Regions from separate parts of the Mus musculus genome. Here region 2 is linked to region 1. A link is a loop called in an ENCODE intact Hi-C map of the cell type or tissue named here. Cell type or tissue: heart. All regions are shown on one strand. Links, peaks and the distances in the headings refer to the core of each region. The heading gives the core; the rest is flanking DNA.

Region 1 (6,186 bases), core at 1,612-4,111:
TGGCTACCGTGTTTCTTCTGTTTTTCCAAAGCTGAAGGATTATAGGCATACCTGGCTTGGCCTGCTTTATTTTCATTGGTCAGTAACCTTAATTTTTTTAAAAATGGTTTCATATGTGTGAATCACCTGCATGCTATGTCTGTGTACCACCTGTGTGCAGTGCTGTGGAGGACAGAGAAAGATGTCATACCCCTGCAACTGGAGTTATCATGGGGTGAGCCACATGGGTTCTCTTAGAAGAGCAACAAGTGCTCTTAACACCGAGGTATCTCTCTCTCTGCTAGTCTAGGCTTTTTTCCTCCTTTGTTTCTTCCTTCCTTTCCTCCTTTTTTTCTTTTTGAGACAGTGTCAGTGTCTTAGTACATAGCCCAGGCTGGCCTAAAATTCACAACAATCTGCCTGCCTCTGCTTCCTGAGTGCTAGGACTAAAGGTGTGCGCCATCATGTCCATCTGACTAGGTGTGTGCCATCATGTCCATCTGACTAGGCTATTTTTTGGCTTAGGGTTTTGTTGCACGTGTGCATGTGTATGTGCACGCGCCCTTGTTTTTGCAGGGCCATGCAGAATCCAGAGAACATCAGGTGTTCCTTTCCACCACTTTCTGACTTGTCCCCTTGGGATGGCATCTCTTACTGAACCTGGATGTTCACTGAGGCTTTTCTGCAAGGCTGGCAGCTCAGTAAGCCCCAGCAATCCTGTCGTCATAACGACCCAATGTGTGGTTACAGGTGTGCACGGCTGTGCTGGCCTTTTCGCTTGGGTGCTGAGGATCTGAACTTGGGTCCTCATGGTCACTCAGCAAGTGTTCTTTCCTACAGAGCCAGCTCCACAAGCTCTGTTCTGAGTTTCTAAAGGAACCTCCGTGCTGGTTTCCATAGTCCCTGCTCCAGTTTACCCCGCATCTGTGGTGTTTCCGGCTTTCTCTTCTCACATCCTCTCCAGCATTTGCTGCCATTTCATTCCTTCATGACTCAGCAAAGATTACTAAACGATGCACATAAAAAGCTCAAAACATCATCCCGCGGCATGCTACCTCTAACATCGTTAATGGCTATCTAGGATGAGCCAGCCCCTGTCATCCATTATAGACGCATGCTTCCTATACATTATCTCACTTGGCTTTCACAACAGCCCATAAGGCAGACGTTCCCTTCTCTTTGAGAGAGAAGGAGAGAGGAGATGAGTTAGTTAACGCGGAGCCCATGTGTTCACTGTGACATGCAGTATATGGTCATCTGGTCTCTGGAAGGACAGACTCCGATGCTCCATTTCCTAGAACCTCTAAGTGTGCTGAAGTACTATGCCAGATGGTTCCATCCTGAGAGTCCCTGCCCCTAAATGTCACCCTAGCCTGGCACTACAGGATATTTGGGAAGAAGAGAGCCAAACTACGGAGCCATGGGGCCGTTGCCCTCCAGGATGGCAGGAGGGAGGGCAGCTTGGAAAGAGAGAAGCAATCAGGAGGGTGTATACCCAAAGCTGTGACCCCGCGGAAAAGAAGCCCGGGATCAGGAGATTGGTTCCAGGAACATTACATAGAGACCAGAGAGAAGTGGGTGATTTTAATCCCACGCAGCTGCTGGAAATTAATTTAATTGTCCTGGTGCTGGCTCTTCTCTCTTCCAACCCATTTCATCCAGAGCCTGATGGAGTGGTGCTGCGGCTGACAGGCAGCTCGGAGTGCCATGTAGTCTTGGGTCTGCCGCTCCACACCAGACTTCGTCCCTGTGGCTGCTGCCAGGGAAGATGGGGAAAGATGCCATGGGGCATGAGTGCATGTGTGTGCGCCTGTGTGTGTGCGCGCACACACACACACACACACACACACACACACACGCACACACACACACACACTCAAGCATGAGGCCAGCCATCAACCTCGGTCGGGGGCTGTCTTCTTCTGGAGAGGCCCACCATGTTTGTTTGTTTTTGAGTCAGAGTTTCTCATTGGTCAGGAAGTCACTAAACTAGGCTGGCTAGCCAGTGAGATCAAGGGTCCCCCCACCCCCACACCCCACCCTCCACTTTGTGGTAGCAAACCTTTGTAACCATGATTTTTGAGTTGTGTAGATCTGGGTTCTGGGCCTTGAGCTTGGATCATCATGCTTGCACAACAAGCATTTTACTGAACAAGCAACACCGCTGGCTCTTCTCCTCCCTCCCCCCACCCCCAATCCAGACTTTTCTCTTGAGATGGGACCAGGGTGAAAGACTGAGAAGAACTTCACAAAGGCAAAGAGTATCAACCATGTAACAAGGGAAGACAACGGCAAACCACCTTTTCTAGTGTTTGTTTTATATTATATTTTGAAACAAGATCTCACTGCCTGGAAGGCACGAACTCTGGTGTTCAGACATTCCCCTCAGGGACACACTAATTCAAGGCCACGTGGCTGTATGCAGGTGGTGACGTTGCAACTCACCTCCGGGAGGTTTTGACCTAACTCCGAATAAAACACCTGGATTGTGGCAGTTTTCAAGACTCCCAGGTAATTCTGAAGTGCTCACCAAAACTGAGAACCACGGAGGAAGGGGAACCTGCTTGACCACCTGTTGTCCTGTTCACTTCTACCTTCTGGCCACTAGAGGTCGCCAGGGCCTGGCAGAAGGGGTAGCAGGTGGCCTTGCAGAAAATTACTGACTCCCTAGAGCTAACCAGACAGCTCCTGAGTCTGGCCTCCAGCAGGAGCAGGTCAGGCTCCTCTTTGGCCGGAGGGGAGCTGGGGGCACCGCAAGGGGGCGAATGTGGCCTAGTAGACAGGATTAAAGCCTCTGAGATAGAGAAAATAAAAGCTTTCCCAATTAATACCTCATGGTCCTGACCTCCTCTCTGCACCACACCAGGTTTCTGAGACCAGGTTGTTCCGGGGACTCTGCACAGGTTAGTCAACAGGGCAATGAGTCTGCATGTAGAGGCACCCAGAGGGAGCCCAGTAAACAGAGAGGAGGGTACCCGTAGGAAAAGACAGCGTTTGCACTTCAAAGGCTGTTTATTTTGACTCACTGCTGTTTTGTTGGAGGAGAGCAGCACAGAAACTTCCTCTGCCCTGGACTCAGAGGTGACACCCCGGATCTCACTGAATCCAGACTCAGATGGGCTGGGAGAACAGGCCGGAAGCAGAGTCTTCCTTCACCAGATATCCAGAGCAGGGAGAAAAGAGGCCTCCACATCTGCCGGCTTAGGAGAGAGGATGGAAAATGTTTGACCTCAGAATTCAGACCTGGGAAGGCCCCTGCTCACTCCTGGCCCCTCTTCTGCAGCATCGTTTCTCGAGGGCCTGACTGGCCTTTGCATATACATGCACTGGCTGGTGCCTTTCTGTGTAGCCCACGGGGCCCTAAACCTCAAGGCTGCTTCATTGTAGACTAGGTTACTGGGCAGAAAACATTTGATCAAACAAAAATATTTGATGTTGTCAATCTCATTACAGCTCTAGCTCGCATGATATTTAAAATGAACCCAAAAAAGAATTTTCTAGGCCTTTCACTATCTAGTCCTCCCACATCCTATCCTTATTCTGAAAGATTTGGGGGAAATTTGAGTCCCTTTCTTTTTATCACAAAACAGTAGCAATCTATAAAGTGTGTGTGTGTGTGTGTGTGTGTGTGTGTGTGTGTGTTGGTGAGAGGGATCACGAAGGAATGTATCCACCTGCTGTTGGCTTCCCTGTAAAACAGAGATAGTATTTTTGGCCCTGCCAAACTCCCAAAGCAGATGTGAGGCAGATGTGGGATCAGAGTGGGGCTCTTCAGGTCCTCTTGTTTTTGTTTGTTTCCAGTGCTGAGGATTGAGTCCAAGACCTCATACTTGCCAAGCAAGCACTCTTCCACTGAGTCTCAGCCCTTGTTTCTTGAGTGGCGTTGTACTGTGTGTGTCTCTGTGTGTGTGTGTGTGTGTGTGTGTGTGTGTGTGTGTGTGTGTTTAAATGGCATCAGGAGGGGCTGGAGAGATAACGCAGCAGTTAAGAGCACTGATTGTTCTTCCAAAGGTCCTGAGTTCAATTCCCAGCAACCACATGGTAGCTCGCTACTATCTGTAATGGGATCCGATGTCCTCTCCTGGTGTGTCTGAAGACAGGGACAGTAAAAGCAAATAAATCTAAAATAATGAAAATAAATAAATAAAAATAAAAAAGACTTAGGCATCCCTAAGTTTGTGTTTTGTTTTGTTTTTAAAGTGGCACGGGGAATCAAGCCTAAGGTTTTCCACGTTAGGCGAGAATTATGCCGCCAGTCTATGGCCTCTGCGCCTGCCCATAGTTTTTTGTTTTGTTTTGGTAGGTTGTTTGGTAGGTTGTTTTTAGTGTTTTGTTTTGTTTTTGAGGCAGAATCTGCCCTGCCTAGCCTTGAGTTCATGATCTGCCCGCTTTGGTCTCCTAAAAGCTGAGATTCTAGACCTCCTGGATTCTGAGCCTTCTGCTGGGGGTGCTAAGCCCACCCAGGAAAGCTCTACCCTTCCAATACTCCCCAAGGCCCCCATCCCTCTAATACCTAGTCAGTCACACTGGTGAGTAGGCTTCAGCCTCATGCACTGTGGACACAAACATTTGTTTTATAGCAAATGCCCGCTTTACCGTATACCCAGTAGTTGGTCAATCTTTCAGCATCTGCCACACAGGTCCAAGGCTCTGGGTGAGATTCCTAACACCGTATAAAACAGCTGTGGTGGAGTAAGCTCCTGATCCCAGTACTGGGGAGATAGAGGCAGGAGAACCAGAAATTTAAGGTCATCCTCAGCTACATAGAAAGTTCAATACCAGCGTGGGCTGCAGGCAACCCCATAGGAGGGAGAAGGGGGTGGGGGGTGAGGGAGAAGGGAAATGGTAGGGGGAGAGGGTAGGGGGAGGAAGGAAGGAAAAGTCAGAGAATAGTTACTCTGTCGTTGGTGAAGCTGCTCCTGAACCAACACACACATAAACTTTCCTTCCAGGAACGAAGACTAGAACTCCCAGGGGACACCAGACCCAAATGTCAGCCTGACTTTGACTTCACTGTCAAGATCACAGAAGGAAAGCAGAAAAGTCAAATGCAAGCGAGGAAGGAAAATAAATGGCTGGCAACTTAGACAAAAAGCAACGTGGCACAGTGCCACCCCAAAGACTACCTAATGTGTAACACCTGCAAGCCAGTTACAACACCCTGTCCCTGGGGGCTTGGCCAGGATGCCAAGAGTGGAGAACTGAGTCCTGCGCCTCAGGCAGCCGGGGAAGCCCGGGGCACTTGAAGACTTGGTTTCATCTCATGAACCCTAGCTAGGACTCACATTGTCACAGGACAATATAAAGTGGCGAGTCCAAAGGCTGAGTCACACTTTGCTGGATTATAAGGTCAACACTGCAGGCCATTGCTGGAGACCAACCCCACCCCTTCATGTGCAGGGAAAGTGGAGAACAGCCCTAAAAGGCCCTAGTTAATGACTTGTTAGGATTGTAGCCCTGTGTCTAACATTGCTATCTAGACCTGACTACTCCATTGGACTTTAATGGTGGCTGGGAATTGTCTAAGGTTTGCTCCAATTTTCGAGACCAGTTATGAAAAGGAAGGGGTAGAGAGCTGTGGTGTCTTGAATGGGAAATGTCCCCCATAGGCCTGGATATTTGAACTCTTGGTTTCAGAGGTTAAGGAAATGTTAGACAGGGAGCGCCTCACCTGGGACGGGCTTTGAGCACTTAGAGCAGTGGTTCTCAACCTTCCTGGTACTGTGACCCTGTAACACAGTTCCCTATGTTGTGGTGAGCCCTAACCATAAAATTATTTCTTTGCTACTTCATAGCTGTAACTTTGCTATTGTTATGAATCATAATGTATTATCTGATGTGCAGGATCCGTGATATGCGACCCCTGTGAAAGGGTTGTTTGTCTCCCAAAAGGATCATAACCCATAACCCACAGGTTGAGAATGCTGACTTAGGATCTTCCACACTCCCTGTTCTTTCTTTTTGTTCCCTGTATACAGTTGAAAATATGTATATGGTTGAAAATCTTGTCCCTGCCACCATGATTTCCCTATCTGTTGTCATGGCTCCCCTGCCAAGATGAACTCTGTCCCTTTAGAACCAAAAGCCAGAATAAACCCCTTTATTTTTTAAGTTGATTTTTGTCAGGGTATTTTATCACAGTCATGGAAAAGCAGCTAAAACAGTAGGTCACCAGAGGCTTGCTCAGATAAAATCCCATGGTATATG
Region 2 (6,186 bases), core at 1,802-4,301, 380 kb after region 1:
TAAAAGCAAACAAACACATGAACCCCTACTTTAATATGTTGAGTATTTCCTGTGTCCTGTATAATGAGCATTAACTAACTTTGCCAAAACTACTCTTATTAAGGTCAACATTTAATTGGGGCTGGTTTACTGGTTCAGAGGTTCAGTCCATTATCATCAAGATGGGAACAGGCATGGCGCAGGCAGAGCTGAGAGTTCTACATCTTCATCCAAAAGCTGCTAGTGGAAGACTGACTTCCAGGCAACTAGGGTGAGGATCTTAAGCCCACACCCACAGTGACACACCTATTCCAACCAGGTCACACCTCCAAATGGTGCCACTCCCTGGTCCAAGAATATACAAACCATCACACTTGGTAAGTTGGTAGGATCTTTAGCATTTGTGTTGGTTTCCCATTAGAGTAACAAATCACCAAAGACAATCAACCAGTGGTGAAGAACGACTTCTTTTAGGCACTTGGGTTTTAGAGGTTTAAGTCTATGGTCAGGCGGAGTCACTGCTGTTGGGCCTGTGGTAGGGTGGTGCATATTGGCAGGGAGTATGCAATGGAGCCAAGCTCTACAGACTCGATGGCTGCGACGAAACAGGGCAGGAGGGAGGGAGGAGTGGAGGATCACAGTCCCCCTTCAAGAGCATGCATCTAATGACTGGAAGACCTGTCACGAGGCCCTACCTTTCAAAGTTTTCACAAGCTGTCAACACGATGATGGGGCCAATCCTTACAACACTCTGGCCTTTGACGGACTTCCAGATCCAAATCCCAAAGCTTCATGGTAGAGTGCTCTGTACAAGCTAAGTACTTGGTATGTGTTTGTAAACTGAGTTGACATAAATGCAGTTCAGATTTCATAAAAACCTCAGTGGCCACATATACAGATGTGCTCTGAGGATACTTTCTTTTTTTTTTAAAGGCTTATTTTATTTAATAATGGATGTGGGGGAAATATTAATTTAAAAAAATTCTAGAGCCAAACATGTTATATCATAACTAATCCCTAAACTTGGAAGGTAGGAAGACTGTCACGGGTTTGAGGTCAGCCTGCACTGCATGAGTGAGACCCTGTTTCAAACAACCAAATATAAACCAGACGGAAACCAAAACTGTTTCTGTAGCAGAAAACAGAGACAGTGGGTACAACTTATAGGTCATGACTCCTCCTCCCCAGGAAAGGACGTGTCTCAGCTAAAGTCACAATATTCTAGCCTTTGTCACACAGCTGCTTTCTGCAAGTCTAAAATGGTCATAGATATGGTGGGAAGACATTAGCACACTTACTCACACTCTTTGTTTTGGCAAAACTGTGCATAAATCTATATCTAGTTTCTTTTACCATTTTCTGTTTTGCAATTTCTTTAGAATTTAGGGAAAATAACTGTTTTATTTATGGTAAGAACACTAAATCTGTACTTATCATTGTAACAGAACACATTACCTTAGCTGAATAAACGTGAAAGGTTCTAAAACTCCCACACATAGTTTCTGTTTATTTTTGAGATAGGGTTCCCTGTGGCTATTTACATAGCTATAATTTTTCATTGTTAAATGTAACCATTCATTGTTAAAAAAAAATCATGGGTGTGGTTTTTCAGGATATAAATTGTTAAATACCACCACCAAAGGTGTAATAAAAAAAAGATCTCTATTTGTGCAGTGTGTATGTGTGTGTACGTGTGTGTATGTGTGTTTACTGGTGCCCACTAAGGTTTGAAGAGGGCAACACAATCCCTCGGAGCTGAAGTTCAATCCCCTGCAAGAGCAGCAAGTACTCTTACTTAACCTTTGAGCCATCTCTCCAGCCTAAGGATGTTATCCTTTCAAAATGTAAAGAAGTAATACTGAGAATAAGCCCAGCGGATTCAAATTCCTATATAGCCAGGTGTGGTGTTGCACACTTTTAATCCTAGTACTTGGGAGGCAGAATTCCAGGCCAGCTTGGGTTCTGTAGTGTGTCTCTTTGTCTTAAAAAAAAAGTTTCAATGCTACAATAGAGTTCTCCTTCCTATGAGTAGGGCCACAAATGATTACAAACTTAACAGTATGTTCTACTAGGTAATGCCGTTATAATATACATACCCATTCTGCAGTAAAATTGAACATGTAATTTGACACCCGTTTCCATGATTTTTTCCGTTTCTCTGGCCAAGCTTGGCAGGTCACCGGTGGAGTAGCTGAAATCCACTTGTAGGTTGCAGCATCCTTAAAGCTTTGATTAGGCAACAATGTTTGTCTCACAAAACCAGCTCACCGGGTAGGAATAACTATGCCACCAACCACAAGCTCTGTAATTACTGGCAACACAGCTTTCAGAAAAAGACACAGAGTATGTGATTCAAGACTGAGCACGTTTGTGACAAAATTGCCCTTTGCAGAGGCGTTTGCTACTGAGCTAAAATATAAGATCTCCGCAGAGGCCCCTTCGAGCGTAGGTGATGAAAACCGTATCTATTGTGGGAGATTAAGGACCCGTCTATTAAAACCAGAGCGATCGGCAAAGGCAGAGCGCAGGACAGAGCAGGCAGAGCTATTCCAACTCTCTTTAGTGGGCTGCAAAAGGTAGAATAGTATACGATCTAACAACCGAAACACAGCCTACACGTCCTGGCATCCTAGAAAACGAGACAAGGCTTCTGCCAATAATGGGAAAGGAACATTTATGGAACACCTGATATGTGCGAAGTCATCTTTCAGAAAAGAGACCATTTAAGGACTCCTAAACGGTGATGGCGGAATTGGCCTTGTAGCTCAAAAGAGCACGTCACTCGGATTCCAAGTAAATAAGAAATATACTCAATACGCGGAAGGGAGGGGCAGGTAAAAAAAAAAAAAAAAAGAAAAACTGAGGGAGGTAGCAGTAAGGAAAAGGTAGATTTAAAACAATTCTTAAACATATAACCATATTTTTCAAAGTAAAGCCTCTTCAACTTCGCAGCTTAGAACTAATAAAAACTCAGGAATGATATCTCCTGGAAACAGACAAACTTTAGCGGTGAAATACTAGCAAGTCCCTTAACATCCGAAAACACGTGGCGGGGGAGGGGAGCAGGAGGCTGGACCAAGGACTCCTACTCCCATCAGCCCTTTCGGCAGCCGAGAGTAGCTGTGGAGGGCGAGCCGACGCCTCGCATGCCGGGGCTTGTAGTCTTCTCCCGGCACCTCCCCGTGGGTTTGCGACGTTTAGCGACTGTGGCGCCTGCGCGCGCTGGGCCGGCGGGGCTGGGGCCGTGGCGGCTCGTGCCGGGTGATGCTAGGCGTATCCCTGGGCGCCAGGCTGTTGCGGGGCGTGGGTGGCAGGCGCGGGCAGTTCGGGGCGCGAGGTGTCAGCGAAGGTAGCGCAGCCATGGCGGCAGGGGAGAGCATGGCTCAGCGAATGGTCTGGGTGGACCTGGAGGTGAGAGTGCGGCCGGGGCGAGGAGGGTGCGGGGAGGCGAGCGCAGATTCGCGCGTGGGACCGAGGGACTCCCCTGTCCCGGGAAGCAGCAGGGATCTGGGTGTCAGGTGCGACAGGTGAGCACGGCCCCAGGAGCCCCGAGTCAAGAGTTTTTGCGGGGTCTGGGACTGTCCCTGGACTGTGGGGTTTCTTTCCATCTGGGTGGAGCCGTCCATGTGTCTCCCCTCTCCCTAGCCTCGACCTCCACCCAGAAGTGAATTTGTGTTACGCGTTAGTGACTCTGAGGATCGTGGGTGAGAGTTGGGGCAGCGACTCTGAGCCCTGCTCCGTCCCCACCTCCTAGCCTTAAAAGACTAGGTTGCTTAAGCTAGGACTCAGGAGATGACTCAGCCTTACCCCTCATTCCATAAAAGAGAAAATTGAGGCCCCATTGGAAGATTCAGGTTACCCATTTTAGTTTTAACGCATTCATACCTAGGCCTCTCTTGAACTCCAGTTTTCTGCTTACGAACTGAGTTCATTTGTTAACTTTTTTTGTTGTTGTTGTTGTTGGGAAAACTTCGGAAACCATTGTAAACCTCCGAGAGGTAACGTTCGTGAGCTCACTTTTCTGTAGTCAAGTTTTCATCCTGCTTATTTTGAGTCTGTTCCCAGGACAAATGTGTTTGACAGTAGCTGGCCCGCCCGCAGGAAGTGCCTTTAGCAGTCTCTGAGCACTCAGAACTTAATACCCTGAGTACTGCCCAGACCATTACTGGTCATAGAATGTGAGCTGGGTCCACACAAAGGAATCTCTGTCAAGTAAACTTGGGCAGCACGCCTTTAATCCTAGCACTTGGGAGGCAGAGGCAGGTGGATTTCTGAGTTCGAGGCCAGCCTGGTCTACAGAGTGAGTTCCAGGACAGCCAGGGCTACACAGAGAAACCCTGTCTCAAAAAAATAAAACAAAAACAAAACAAAACAAAAGGTGGTTTCATGTGTTTGTTATATGCTTGTTTATTTATGTTTTACAGATGACAGGATTGGATATTGAGAAGGATCAGATTATTGAGATGGCCTGCCTGATAACTGACTCTGATCTTAACATTTTGGCTGAAGTAGGTGATGCCGTGTAAATACATTCATACCACTTAAAGGGCATTGGGGATCTAAAGGTGCCTTCATCTGATCTCACTGAAAAACGTAGCAGATTGAGGTCTGTGTAGATTAAGGCCCAGTGCTATATTACTAGGACAATGTAATATAATATGTTAGAGTTGGTATTGGAACCAACATAATCCACTTCATAACCGGATTAAGTTTTCAGTTGAAATTGACAGAACTCCCCCTCCCCCAAGGCTACAACAGTTCTGCAGGGTTTACACGTGTATTCTTAGTCCTCATGATGATAAGATAGGCTCTGTTAATGATGTTCATTGTCCACCGGAAGATATTGGGTTACAAGAGATTTGGGGGACTTGCTCAAGAGCATTTGGCTAGGTATTGGGGAAGCTGGTTAAACTACTCTCTAAACACAGGCAGTCTCAAGTGTTCCCACCAGTATCCAGCCAGCTGGGTCCTCATCAAGCTTGGTGTCCCCCGACAGAGTTTCCCATCTCTATGTCCTACCTTCGGCTTTAATTCCATATATAGTCCCCCTTATACCACTCCATCAGGGGTTGGTTCCAGGATTCCTCTGTAGATACCTAAATCTCATTCCCCTGTATCCTGGAAGGAGATGCAGTATTTCTCATGTACTTTGAATCACCTCTAGATTGCCTGGTGTCATTCTTGTGCTCCCAATAGAATACCTGATACGACGTTGGTGCGTGTAAGTAGTGTTTAAAGTAGTGTTTACACCATGTTGGTTAGGGAATGTTAAGGAAAAAAAAAGTATCCGTATGCGTTCCTTACAGACCAATGACGTTTCCGTCTGAACTGGGTGACTCCTCCCAGATGACACCCATTGTCCCAGGTGGCCGTTGCCTTCTCAGCTAGACTGTGTGGTTCTTGCACCTCTGTGTTAGGGTTTTAGAACATCTATAGACACACTTTTAGAATGTGTGCTCACGGTGATTTTTATCACTCTGTTAAATGCTGCCTTTAACTGAAACCTTTAGCAGAACAAATAGAATAGACCTGTTGGCACTTGCGTTTAAGCACCCGTGAAGCGTTTTAAAAGATGAAATCCCTGACCTTGATACCATCCTCAATATTCGAAGTCATTAAAGAACAAAATAGGCCAGGCTTAGTGGCAGGAGTCTTTAATCCCAGCACTTGGGAGGCAGTGGCAGGTGGATCTCTGTGAGTCTGAGACCAGCGAGGTCTATATGACTAGTTCCTGGGCACTCAGGGCTACCTAGTGGGGGTGGAGAGATGGCTCAGCAGTTCAAGCATGTACTACTCATTCATGAAGACAAGAGTCTGTGTCCTAATACCCAGGTCTCACGAGCCCCTGAATCTCCACCTCTAAAGGACCTGACCGGACCAGACACATGCATACGCATAGAAATCAAATGAAACAACAAAACCTGTAGACATGGAGCACGTATGCCCGCGGAAAGAAGAGTCTAGTTAATAAATTAGGTTTTCAGAGCGCAGGCTCAGTGGACACTGGAGCCACAGCCATTTCCCGTTTACAGTTAGGACGTCTTTTTATTCCCTGGGTAAGCAAAAGGACTTTTCATTCCCTGGAGAAAGCATTTTTTAGCTGGGCACGATGTCACACACTTTTCATCTCAGCAGTTCAGAAGGCAGAAGCAGGGTGGTCAATGTGAGTTTGAGTCTAGGCTGGTTGACAGAGTAAGTTCCAGGTCA

The links. A loop is a pair of places that touch in the nucleus more often than their neighbours do. Peaks named below come from ENCODE experiments on the same cell type or tissue, not always from the same donor. Only the 100,000 strongest peaks of a DNase experiment are listed, where the experiment ranks them.
Region 2: a loop joins it to region 1, with 2.0 times the contacts of the local background. A loop is called at or near these places in 3 of 42 quality-filtered maps.

Annotation. Positions count from the first base shown.
Region 1 is chr9:48,857,080-48,863,265 of GRCm38, reverse strand. No RefSeq gene overlaps it. Among named protein-coding and RNA genes, the nearest start is that of Zbtb16, 24 kb to the right of the region's middle. In heart, for the core only: a CTCF peak has its summit at 2,585 (motif pointing right); a DNase peak (open chromatin) is centred at 2,625; H3K27me3 peaks cover 574 bases.
Region 2 is chr9:48,477,611-48,483,796 of GRCm38, reverse strand. Rexo2 (RNA exonuclease 2) reads left to right here and starts at 3,186. Exons shown (of 7, transcript NM_024233.4): 1 at 3,186-3,390; 2 at 4,404-4,487. The coding sequence starts at 3,244. In heart, for the core only: no CTCF peak of the experiment used is centred there; a DNase peak (open chromatin) is centred at 3,136; H3K4me3 peaks cover 2,118 bases; H3K27ac peaks cover 1,790 bases.